Linked DNA regions of Homo sapiens: region 1 is linked to region 2. Evidence: chromatin contacts called from ENCODE Hi-C or POLR2A ChIA-PET data. All regions are on one chromosome and are shown on one strand. The core of a region is the stretch at or near the end of the contact, and the rest is flanking DNA. Distances in the headings are between cores, read along the strand shown.

What was found. Hi-C counts contacts between places; a loop is a spot of excess contacts on that map. ChIA-PET counts read pairs that join two places held with the same protein, here RNA polymerase II (POLR2A). Pooled maps may share reads with other maps.
Region 1: a map of endothelial cell of umbilical vein shows a loop between it and region 2 (4-fold over the local background). The contact joins two enhancer-like sites. A Hi-C loop is called at or near these places in 15 of 168 maps with a recorded cell type or tissue (Caco-2, Calu3, HepG2 and 11 more) and 10 of 50 pooled maps. POLR2A ChIA-PET finds 5 or more read pairs at or near these places in 4 of 52 experiments (A549, HepG2, PC-3 and 1 more).

Annotation. Positions count from the first base shown.
Region 1 is chr6:40,997,016-41,002,799 of GRCh38, reverse strand. All of the region lies in intron 1 of LOC101929555 (a long non-coding RNA gene), which reads left to right. Among named protein-coding and RNA genes, the nearest start is that of UNC5CL, 39 kb to the left of the region's middle. RefSeq lists enhancers at 4,482-5,154, 5,155-5,784. Within about 2 kb of position 3,084, at least 6 of the 41 ENCODE cell types and tissues checked have a DNase peak (open chromatin) inside an H3K27ac peak, as active enhancers do; they include heart right ventricle, where a contact is called at or near this core.
Region 2 is chr6:40,893,159-40,898,524 of GRCh38, reverse strand. All of the region lies in intron 2 of LOC101929555 (a long non-coding RNA gene), which reads left to right. Among named protein-coding and RNA genes, the nearest start is that of UNC5CL, 140 kb to the left of the region's middle. Within about 2 kb of position 3,407, at least 6 of the 41 ENCODE cell types and tissues checked have a DNase peak (open chromatin) inside an H3K27ac peak, as active enhancers do; they include heart right ventricle, where a contact is called at or near this core.

The DNA of each region.
Region 1 (5,784 bases), core at 1,835-4,334, 100 kb before region 2:
ACCCCTTGCAAACTAGCTGAGACTGTCTCTGGAAAGCACCCCGTCCAAGGTTAGCCCACTGGCTTTCCTCTCCTAGGAGCTTGGAGAAGGGTCTGAGAACTGCAGGATGGAGCCTGGGCTCATTGGGCAGCCATGTCCCCCCACCATTTGGGCTCTAGGGACATTCGTCATGTCTGACTGCTTAGCACTTTTTGAGCATCATTCTAATCCTTGTTAGAGTTCCTGACATATGGGAACTGCTGCTCCAAGGCAGAATCCAGAGAACTGAGATTTTTAGTATTTTTTGCAGCTGGTGCCAGTCATGTGACCCAGGCTCCACCGGTGAGGAGAACCTACATTAGACTTTGATTTGGAAACACATAGCTCTGGGTGGTGTATTCATTTTACTCATGCAGCTGGCAACTCAGGCTTCTTATTTTTGGGATCCAGTATCAAATTTCCAGTGCAGAGGTGGCAGCCACACAATTGCAGTAGAGTTGAGTTCCCGGCATCCAGTGTCAGCCTACTTCCTTTTGGGGAGCGATATTAAGAGTAACAGGTCTAAGGAATGCTGTAGGCAGAGGCTCCTTGGTCAGAGAGATGTTTGACCAAGTAGCTTAGCCAGAAGACAGATGGCAGAAATGTGGTGGGCTAATCGTTGGTTCAACCATATCAGAAGAGAAAGGGGATTAGTGCATTGATATTGGCTGGAAGAAGGTCTCTAGTGGCATACCTTAGGGGTCTGTCTTAGCCCTGTTCCATTCAACATTGTTATCAATGACTTGGATGAAGACATGGGAGGTATGGTCCTCAACACTATGGATAACACAAAGTTGGCAAACATGTTGGGTTACAGAATCAGTTTTCAAGATGATCTTAATATCCTGGAAAACTAAGAAAAAGATAAAACCCAATAGAATACCTTTTAGTTGTGCATTGAGTTAAAAAGAAAAGCAACTGTATAAGGACAGACTTAATAAGAGTGGGCGGAAAGAAAACTTTGGAAGGAGAGGTAGTGTTCCTCTTTACATATTTATATCCCACATATTCCACAAAGGATTGTAGGGGGCTTATAAAAATACATGAAATAGGAAAGAGTTAAAACACAGTTGAGGGAATTGGGGCAAAGTTAAAAGTAGAAAAATACTAAAAGCACAGATAAGGCAAAGTCCCAGATATGCATATGGCCCAGTCCTGCAGTGGTTACAAAAGGTGCCCTGAGCTCCCCTGTGGCTGAAGCAAAGAGGGAAACTTGATCTAATTTGAGATGTGCATAACAAATCTCATAAAAGATAAAACATAAAAGATAAACAAACCATTTATCCAGAAGAAGCACTGCTTTTCTTTACAGTGAAACCTGAAAGAACGTTCTCTTCTGGGTCCCTATGAAAAGGACACCTTGTGAAGCAGAGGATAAAGCCCTCAAAAGGTAGGATATCAAAACAAATTCAGTGAAAGCAATTCTACTTGGAGCCAGAAAAATTTTATCCAAACACCAGTTCTGGTTTGAGGTTGAATGTTGTGTTTCTCTCTAACTCAATGTTTCTAGACTTTTCTTCAGCATTGTTCCCCTAAGGAAAAAAAATTCCCTTCCTTTCATTTTTTCCCTATCCTAAACACTATTTTAAATAATAACATAAAATAATATAAATTTATAGAGAGATAAGATATGTATTGATAAATAAATGTATAGTAAACATAAATTAAGAAATAATTACATACTATTTTGTTGGGCAGGATTAAACTTTGGAGGGTCATAAAACTTTGAAACATCTAAGATTTTTCACACCCCCACCCCAGCCAATTTCCACCCCCTTGGGAGCACTTGGGAGCATTCACACCCTGGAGAATGCATACTCTAATGAGATGGAGAATGGAATGTCTTTGGGCAGTTCTCCCCAATCATAGTTACTCTCTAGACAGCACTTCTCTCTCTGGTGAATTTCCCTCCAATTGTAATTGGTTTTTTGACCGATGTGACTCCATGGAGTACAATCAGGAGGTGGCTTTATTTTTCTCCAACTATTGTTTTCTAGCTCTCTGTTGCATTTCTCTTCCTTATTTCTGGACCATCCCTTGACGTTGTTTCAGGCACAGCCCACAGCTTTTTGGTCACCTTCAGTTATAATAACTAGTTTTATTTTGGCTGCCTCACCTCACTTTCAAGCATTGAAAGGTCGTGGCCGGGCTAAATCAAAACTTCAATCTCATACCCAGCACTATGCTTCTCCCCTCCCCATCCCTCAGCTCAAGCCTGAGCTAGGTCTGCCTTGGAGAGGTGGCCTAGTCTGCTTTTTACCACCTTCCCCCACACCTTGCCTCTAGTTCCTGGGCTTCCCTTTTAGGAGGAAGTCTTATCAGACCTAGAGTAGGGACACATTCCGTAGTGGTCACGTGGCCCAGATGAGAGGGATGCCCACCTCATGCCCTCTCTGTACTTGCCACTGCAAGCCAGCCCAGCCAGCTTCCTACATTCCTTTACAATTCTCTGGACAAAAAGCAGGTGCCAGCCTCCCTGTTCCAGAACCTGGGGGCAAGGGCAAGCCCCAAGCTCCTGTCTGGGGAGCACCATGTCAGCCTACTGGTTTCTGTGGCTCAGCCAGCACCCAGCTGGGTATTGGACTCACTCTCTCCCTCTCGAAGGCCTCCTGACCTCCCTGCTGTTCTCTTGGATCTTTGTGCCTCACTTGAGGATGGGAGAAACATCTTCCTCCTGCCTTCATGGGGAAAGGGAGGGATGGAGAAACACCCTAGCCTTTCCTACTAGGCTGACAACTCCCTACTCTTAGAAATGCGCCTATTTCAATGGACTCGCAAATCTTCTAGTATTCTCTTGGGGTGGTGGAGGTGGGATGGGAGGATTGGATCACTCATCTTTGAGAAAATCCTGCAGGTATCCTCTGATCACTTTCTTTTTAGACTGCGGGGGCACTTTTACTTATTGCTATCCACTTTAGGGCTTTTAGCAGAAGTTCTGAGATTGCAGGGAAAATCCCATTTGATGTCCCATTAAGTGTTCAAACTTCCTCTTTGACTTGGCTGCCTTGCCGGGGATCTGCTTGCCAAGGGCTCTCTAACCTTGACTCAGCACAGCTCCCTCCAGTGGTCTTAGGACCCAGATGTGCAGCTGAGGTCACAGCCTTGCTCCAGGCCCTGCCTTTCCACAGTGTGCTGGGAAGCAGATCTTCTCACCTCCTCTGTACTGTGGAGGCTGACATCTTTTCCATTTTGCTGTGCATACCACGTTTGTTAAGGGAAAGAGGCTTTGAAGGAAGAATGGACATTTCTTCAATAAAGACATGTTATTTCTTTTGGCTTTGGGGGTCAGTTTTTTGTTTGTTTGCCTTTTTTTTTTTTTTTTTTTTTTTTTAAATATCAACACTCTCTAAAGTTCTAAAGGTAGGAATAAGAAGGTCTAGTGTTTTTTTTTTTTTTTTCTGTTTGCTTGTTTTGTTTTTTGTTTGTTCTTTTTGGGTTAAATTAGAACTGGTGAGCCAGCTCCAACCTGGCATTTCCAACTCGAAGTTCATGGTTCTGTCTCCTCTCAGCTCCGTGCGCCATCTTTGCCTGTTTCTTGGGTACTGAACCACGCTCAGCAGCAGGGCTGCCAGCCCTGATTTCCTGGGTCAGTCAGGCAACATATCTGAATTCTAAGAAAGCCACCTGGAGCATAATGACTTTCCTCTCAAGGTGAGACTGTGGCCAGCTAGTGAGAAAATGTGAATGAGGGCGAGGGGCAACTCTGGCCACCTTTTAGTCCCGTGGGCCATGTATATTAGTCACATAGGCTAGGTTTTGCTGCAATTGCAGGTAACTCCACAACAGAACTTATTTTTCATCTGGGCTACGTGTCCACTGCAATCCAGCCACAGCTCTGTTCCATGCTTTCTTCTCTTGGGGACCAAGCCTGTTGGATAAGGCACTATCTGGAACATGTTCTGGTCATTGTGACAGCAAGAGAAAAGCCAGAGAACCACGTGCTAGCTCTTAAAACTTATACTCCAAAGTGACACATGTGACTTCTGCTCACATTTCATGGGCCAAAGCAAGTCATTTGGCCAGAGCTGCATATATCAGAAAGGAGGTGTCTATTTCTCCTGCAGGGAGGGGCACTGAATATTTGGGACGGTCTTTTTCCAGGAAGATACCAGCTCTGCCTAAAATATAGCAGTTGCATGCGATTTAGAAATCTGACAAACAGGATTGTCAGAAAAGATCTGAAGGAAGCTGCCATGTGGGGAATTGTAATTTTTTCCCCTAAAGATTATTTCATGCTTGTTGGATCCATCATATTCTGAAATCCTTTTGCTGTCCAACAAATATTGATAAGTGGAGGCTATTCAGTCACATAGTTCTTAGGCATATCACGCCATAGCTCCCTGACATATGCCTACTGGCTGCCTTAATTTTCTCCCAATTTGTAGCTCCATGTTTCCCCATCTTCCTCCCCACACCCCATCTTTTTCTTTTTTTCTTTTTTTTTTTTTTTTTGCCCTTCTTCATTTCTTCTCTGGTCTCCAAAACCCAGATGACTGTGACTTTTCTGTGATCACTTAAGATTTTCAAGCTCCTCCCTCAAGAGGCTGGTAATTTCCACTTGGAGCATTTTCCTACTATTTTGTCCAGCTAAGCAGTAGGTTCTTAGGAAAACTGTGTGTCTTGGAGAATGAATTTCCATCAGAGGTAAGTGATTGGCATGCTTTTTTCTGTTTTTGATTAAAAATAATTTTAATATAATATTTTACTAGATTGTCTGACCAGAAAAGAAATTACTAAAAATCATAGCTATAGAGGCACTTTAACAAAATAAATATTTAATACCTGGGACCTATTTGGTACTTTTCTCTTTGCCCCTTCTTATTACAAGTACCTGAATTCTCATGCTTGATTGCCAGATGGGATCTTGAAGTGTCTGGCCAAGTCCTGTGGGGGTCAGAGCCCTCTGTTGCGGCTGAGCCTTGGACCAGCAGTGATCAGAAACCTTTCCTGGGGGGAGGCTTTTGTTTGCTTGCAGGAATGTTTCTGGGCCACCACCCCAGGTAGCCCATTCACCGTCCTGGCAGGGAGAGCTCATAAAAGAGGCAGCCTATTTCACTTTTTTCTTTCCTCCTTATCAACTGGGACAGTTTGTTTTTCCCTCTGACTCATAGATCCGGAATTTCAGGACTAGAAAGGGGCTCCCCTGCTGTTTTCTTCAAGTGACAAAAAGACAAAGATAGAGTTTAGCTACCTATAGTGCATTTTACTTCAGCATGAAGAATACTTATAATTGTCTTTTCCAATCAGACATTTTCCTAGCCAGTTTGTTTACCTTATTTTGATTTTGAGGAGGCCCATTTCCTACCTTGTTTTCGTTTGTCTTATTTTTTACTGGTCTTAGCTGGGTCTTTTGTGAGCTGCTAATTTGCTCTCTGGTCTCTTAGCAACCAGGAACTTTTCCAGCTTGCTGCTGAATCAGACCTTGGAGTTGCAAAGTTTATAACAGAACCTGCTGAAGGACAGTATCTCTCCTAGAGCCAGCAATTTTAAACCAATGTTTGAACAAGAAAATTAACCAGGGTTTCAGGACATGTACATTCACAAAGGCAACAACTACAAAACAAATGTCTGGCTCTCCAGAATGGTTCCATTCTCTTCCGCTCCCAGCCCCAGATGGCCAAGTGCTCTCTGGCTTACTTTGTCTTCCCTCCTGCAGCACAAGGCATTTCCCATTCCCTGTTCTTGGGCTGATGTGAAGCAAATGGAGCCTGCTCAGATAGGAAACAACTGTGCCCTGCCTGGAGGAGAACCAGAAAGGGGTTCTGG
Region 2 (5,366 bases), core at 2,158-4,657:
CTTCTTATTATAACCCAGTGACCATATCTGGATCACATGCCTGTTTCTAGACCAGTCACAGGCAAACCAGAATGGGATGCCATAAATGGCTGCCTTGGGCCAATTGTGATGTGCTGTTCATGGGAAAAGCAGTGAGTCTATCATGTCCACTAAGAGCACAGGCTCTGGAGCCCGATGGCCACAGTTCAAATCATGGCTCCATCACTTCTGATTTATATAACCCTGGGCAAGGAGCTTAACCTTTTGTTCCTCAGTTTTCCCATCTGTAAAATGGTGATAATGATACTTCACAGGTTGATGTAAGGATTAAATGTTTAATGTACATAAGGTGCTTAGCACAGTACTTGGCTCACAGTAAAGGTTAACTACTAATTATCTATTGTATATTTCAAAGGAGCTAGAAGACAGCAATTCAAATGTTTCTAGCATGAAGAAAAGACAAATATTTAAGGCAATATATATCCTGAGTATGATGATTTGATCTTTACAAGTTATTCAAATGTGTTAAATGATCACATGTATCCCCAATGTATGTACAACTATTATGTATCAATAAAAAATAAAATTTCAAAAAGTTAAAAAAAATAACGATCATCCTCAAGACTGAGCAATTTCTTGCCTGAATAAAATCAGGAAAAGGTCCTAGGTTTTGGATGGACAACTCCAGTGCCTGCCATGTGCGGTTGCCCTCCGGTTCACAGACAAGTAAACAAGCAATGTTGAAATCTTGTGCCATGGTACTAGATACTGTGCGCCGCCCCCCTCAACAGGAGGGGTGCCTGGTCCAGACTTGGGGGATGTCAGAGAAGGCTTCTCAGAGGAGGTGGCACTGATGTAGGTTTTCAAAATATATAGCAGTGGCTCGGCAAAGGCAGAGTGTGGGTGGGTGGGAAAGGAAGGTTCTCCAGGCAGAGGCAGCAGTGGGCCTAGAGACACTGGAGCGTGGTGCTCTGTGGTCTATGTAGGACAAGTACACACAATTGATTGTGCCCAGAGAGTGAAGTGAGAACCTGGGGTGGCTCTAGACGTATGTGCTGCCAGGCTGGGGCGGGCTTGGATATCGAGCTAAGGGGTTTGTGTCTTTTCCCACAGGCTATGAATTTTGAGCTGAAGGTAGCCCTAGATTTTTATTTTTGGTCAGTGACTCAGGCTGCAATGAGAAGGGTGGATGGGGGGCGGTGGGACCCATGTAGGAGGCTACAGCAATATTCAAGGGGACTAGGGCAACAGCCTGAACTAGGGCAGGTACTGGAGGGCTGGATAGAGAGAGAGAGAGACCAAGCAAGAAAGTAAGAAAGTGGGATGGGAAAGGGGGGAAATAAATACAGGCAGGAGGATGGAGAGAAATGGAGGATGGTGCATTCAAATTTGGCCAAGTTGGATCTAGGGGCAGCTGGAGATGTCAGCAGGCCCTCACATGCACAGAGTCTGAAGCCAGGAGAGAGACCTGGGCTGAAGACAGCAGGTGCAGAGGTTATCATCATGGAGGAAGTAGATAATAGACAAATACTTGCGATAGATGAAATTGTCCCGGGAAAATAGAAATAAGAGCAACAACCCTGCAGCTCTGAGCATGGTTTGGATTTTGCCAAAATGTTCTGTTTTGTTTGGACGCTTTATCAGGCTGGGTATGGTTCAAGGCCTGTAGCCAGGCAAAGGTTTTGTTTGGTTGCTGTACAAGCAGCTATTGTTTAATGCTCAGCCTGCTGGGTGAATTTCTGCACACTGCTTGTGGTTATTCAAATCTCTAAGCCCTGATGTGGGGGGAGAAGAGAGGTAGGTTGAAGGTGGATCCCTATAGAACACCAGCATTAACAGGGCAGCTTGAGGAGGAGATCAAAGGGAACATTAGGGAGGTGGGAAGGAACACACGAGAATGTCCCAGGACCCAAGGGAGGTCATGGAGTGCACTTCATGTGTTAGTCTCTTCAAATGGACTGAGGATCCTAGCAGACGTATTACATATTTCTCTTCTTCCCAGCAGAGTCCCACTGTCAGCTATTTGGTATATTAAATTATATTGAGAATCTATATTAACTTATAGTAAGAATCAAGATCCACAGTAGAGAGGATGGGGAAGCAGTTTATCTTCCTGACCATCCCCTGTGGGTGGGGTTGATGCCACAGGTTCTGGGCCACACAGAGCTGAGATTGAGAACTGGCTGTCTGTGTGATGTTGGGCAGCTTACTCAGTGACTCTGGGCCTCAGCTACCCAATCCATCAAACAGAGATACTAACACCTACCCTAAGGATGTTCAGACAATTACATGAGATACTGCATGCGAACATTCAGCATATATGAATCCTGTCCAGTAGCAAGTGCTTGCTAACTGGTAATCACTATCGCCCTGAGGTCCTTTTCTAGCACCCAGCTCAAGATTGGAGCTCTAGCATCATGTTTTGAAGGAAGAAGGGAAAATAATTTTGCTAGTGAAAAAAAACCTGGAGGAGCATGGGCTTGCCAAGAGTTAAGGGAGCAAGCATAGACCAGGGTGTGAAAGATAAGCAGAGAGCTATCTTGGGAAGAGCTCCGTTAGGACTCTCAACAAAGGCAACATCACAGAAACAAAAGCAAAAGGATTCTCAATGAAGAACAGACTGGCCACAGGAAGCTGGTTATAGAGAGATCCAAAATGGAGGCGGAAACTAGTATGAAGAACTCCAAGTCTGGGTCCTACAACTATTCTGTATCTTTGCTGTTTCTTAGCAATTCAAATGTTTCTAGCATGAAGAAATGACAAATATTTTGTCATTTTGTCTTTGTGGAGTCTGCTCTGCCTCCTTGACCATTCTGTCATGTTTATGTAATTAGCATGGTAGAAAGAACATGCATATTGGAGTCAGAGAACTCTGGGTTTGAGTCCCTGCTTTATCACTTACCCACCTGTGTGATCCTGTCAAAGTTATTTAACTCCCTGTGCCTCAGTTTCCTCATCTGTAAAATGGGCTAACTCACTTCAGCCAGTTACTATGTGGTGTAAATGAGATTAGTGTGCATAAACTGGCTGGCACAATGCTGACGCATAGTAGGCACTCAGTAATTATTTTTGCCTCGTTTTTCCTTGTGCCGTAAGTAAGGAAGTTTCTATTGCCCTTGAGAAGAAGGTCTTAAAAGCATATTTTGTCCTGTCCGGAAAACCCGTTCTGAGGATGGAAAATTTTGCTGATGAGTGAACTTGGAAGGATCATGTTTCCAGGGTCAGGGCAGAAAGGAAGAGGCCCAAGCCCTGGGGAAGGAATGGCATCAGGGCACAGCTTTGTGGTGGTGACCCACAACCGCGGGCCCAGCAGGCCCTGTGGAACTCCCACATTGACTTCCCTATCTATGAAACAGTGCCAGTAACTCAGTCTCAATGCTTCCTTCCCCTTCCCTGTCCCCTGAGGATCCCGGGACTGTGAACTCCAGTTGTGGCGGCTCCGTAGCACCTCCTCTGCTGCCTCCCAGAGGTCACTTCCAGGATGGCCGTCCCAGAGGAGCCCTCCTTCCAAGATACAAATGGCCTTGGCCCCGCTTCACCTGACCCAAAGGCCGATTAAGAGGTCTGTGGGGGTCCGGAGGGATATCTCTCAAAGGGCCCCTCCCACCGCCCAATATATCGTAACTCACAATTGTACAGCACTTGGAAGTTGTCAAAAACGCTTTTGCATTCCCCATAATGTAGGCAGGGAAGCTATTTTACAGAAAAGGGAAATGGAGCCTCAGAGAAGAGACCTGCTTCTGACAGCATGGCTAATAAATGTTGGAACCAGGACTTGAACCCAGGAACTCCCAGCCCAGGGACATTCTGTTTTATAAATACGGAGGGCACAACGTTCCATCCCTTTGACTTGTAATTAGTGGGTGTTGTATGTATGGTTATGAGCTTTACCCATATTTTTTGGTGCTAGGAGGGAATCTGTCTTCCTTCCCCACTACTCTTCCTCTCCCACACCACTGTTTCCTTGAGTCTTTAAAAGGTGTCCTGAAGTACAGAACTCCACCCCCCATCTCCTGGAGGGCCTCACTGACCCACCTGTGGTTGCCTCTAACACCCAGGCTTGAGGAGTGAAGCCATTTCCCAACCTGCTAATGGCACTGCTGGGAGCTCAAGAAAGCTATGCTTTCAGGTGACGCATTGTCATGCCGGTCTACACGAACATCTCTGTCCCCTGTAACAGCATCTGCCATAGCAGCAGCCCAGCTCAAATGGCAGGCAAAAAAACTTGTCTGGTGCATTCCATTAGAGAGCAGGAAGTTACCAGCATTGATTGAAATTCTCAGGTAGAGTGAGTACCAGGTGGCATTTGAAGAGGATAATTTAATTCAATAGTTTATATTCCACTTAAGTTCCTCCTCTATCTGACTGCTAGTAAACAGCTGTAAACCGCCTCAGCTGTCTTAGAGGTGAAGAGGAAACACAGTCTAGAAAGTAAAATGGTGATAGCAGGACAGAATCTCAAGAGACCAAAAACCCCTGGGAAAATAGGCATAGGTGGCCTGGTGTGTGAAGGGTGGGTGTAGGTGCAGGAGGCCCCATTCCCTCCTGGGCCCCCACTGTGCAATCATGAGCTCACAATCAATGATCACTGACGGTTCCTCCTGCTCTGAACTCCACACTGTTACTGGGGAGCTCAGTGGAGTGGGGAAGGAAGCTGAGAATGTGGATTCAGAAAACCAGAGCTCAAACCTGGTCTTGGCTCTTACTTCTTGCAGGACCTTTGGGGCAATCCACACTGTCTGTCTCCCTCCAGGGTGCAATGAGAGGCAAAAGAAAGAACGTATATGACAGCGTCTTATGCCCGAGAGGGCCAGTTGGATGTTAGTAGTTACTGTTGCATCGTTATTGGAACAGAGAAGCCCCCAAAGGCCTGCTTCCCATCGTTCTCCTTGCCCAAGGGCTGGGAATCCTGCAGGAGGGCCAGATCTGTGCTCAATCCAGGCAGGCAGTCACCCTATGATTTGAAAACTGTCCAAACTATGCCCGGCCCAGCAAAGCTTGCCTCCGCATAATGGACCTGTTGAAGCATGGTAGTCTGTTGCCTTAAAAGGGTAATGGTGACATTTTCTCAGCCCCTGACACCTAAGCCTCCTTCCCTTCCCTGATTGGTTGGTTGGCTCTCACCTTAGGAAGCAGAGAGGAGACCCCTGAAACGGGTGGGACTAGGATGGGTGAAATGTAATCATCTTGACCATCCTCAATTCACTTTCTCCTGTGTTCCTGGCACTGTTCTGGGGTGGGGTCACAAAGCAGCACTCATGTCATCTCTCCATTTATTCCTCCATTGGTTCGGCAGGCACTGTGAGAGCATTGCCTATGGCAGGCGCTGAGGACACAGAGATGAAGGGCGTGGCGGGAGCTCAGGAGCCTGGCATCTGGCTGGTGGG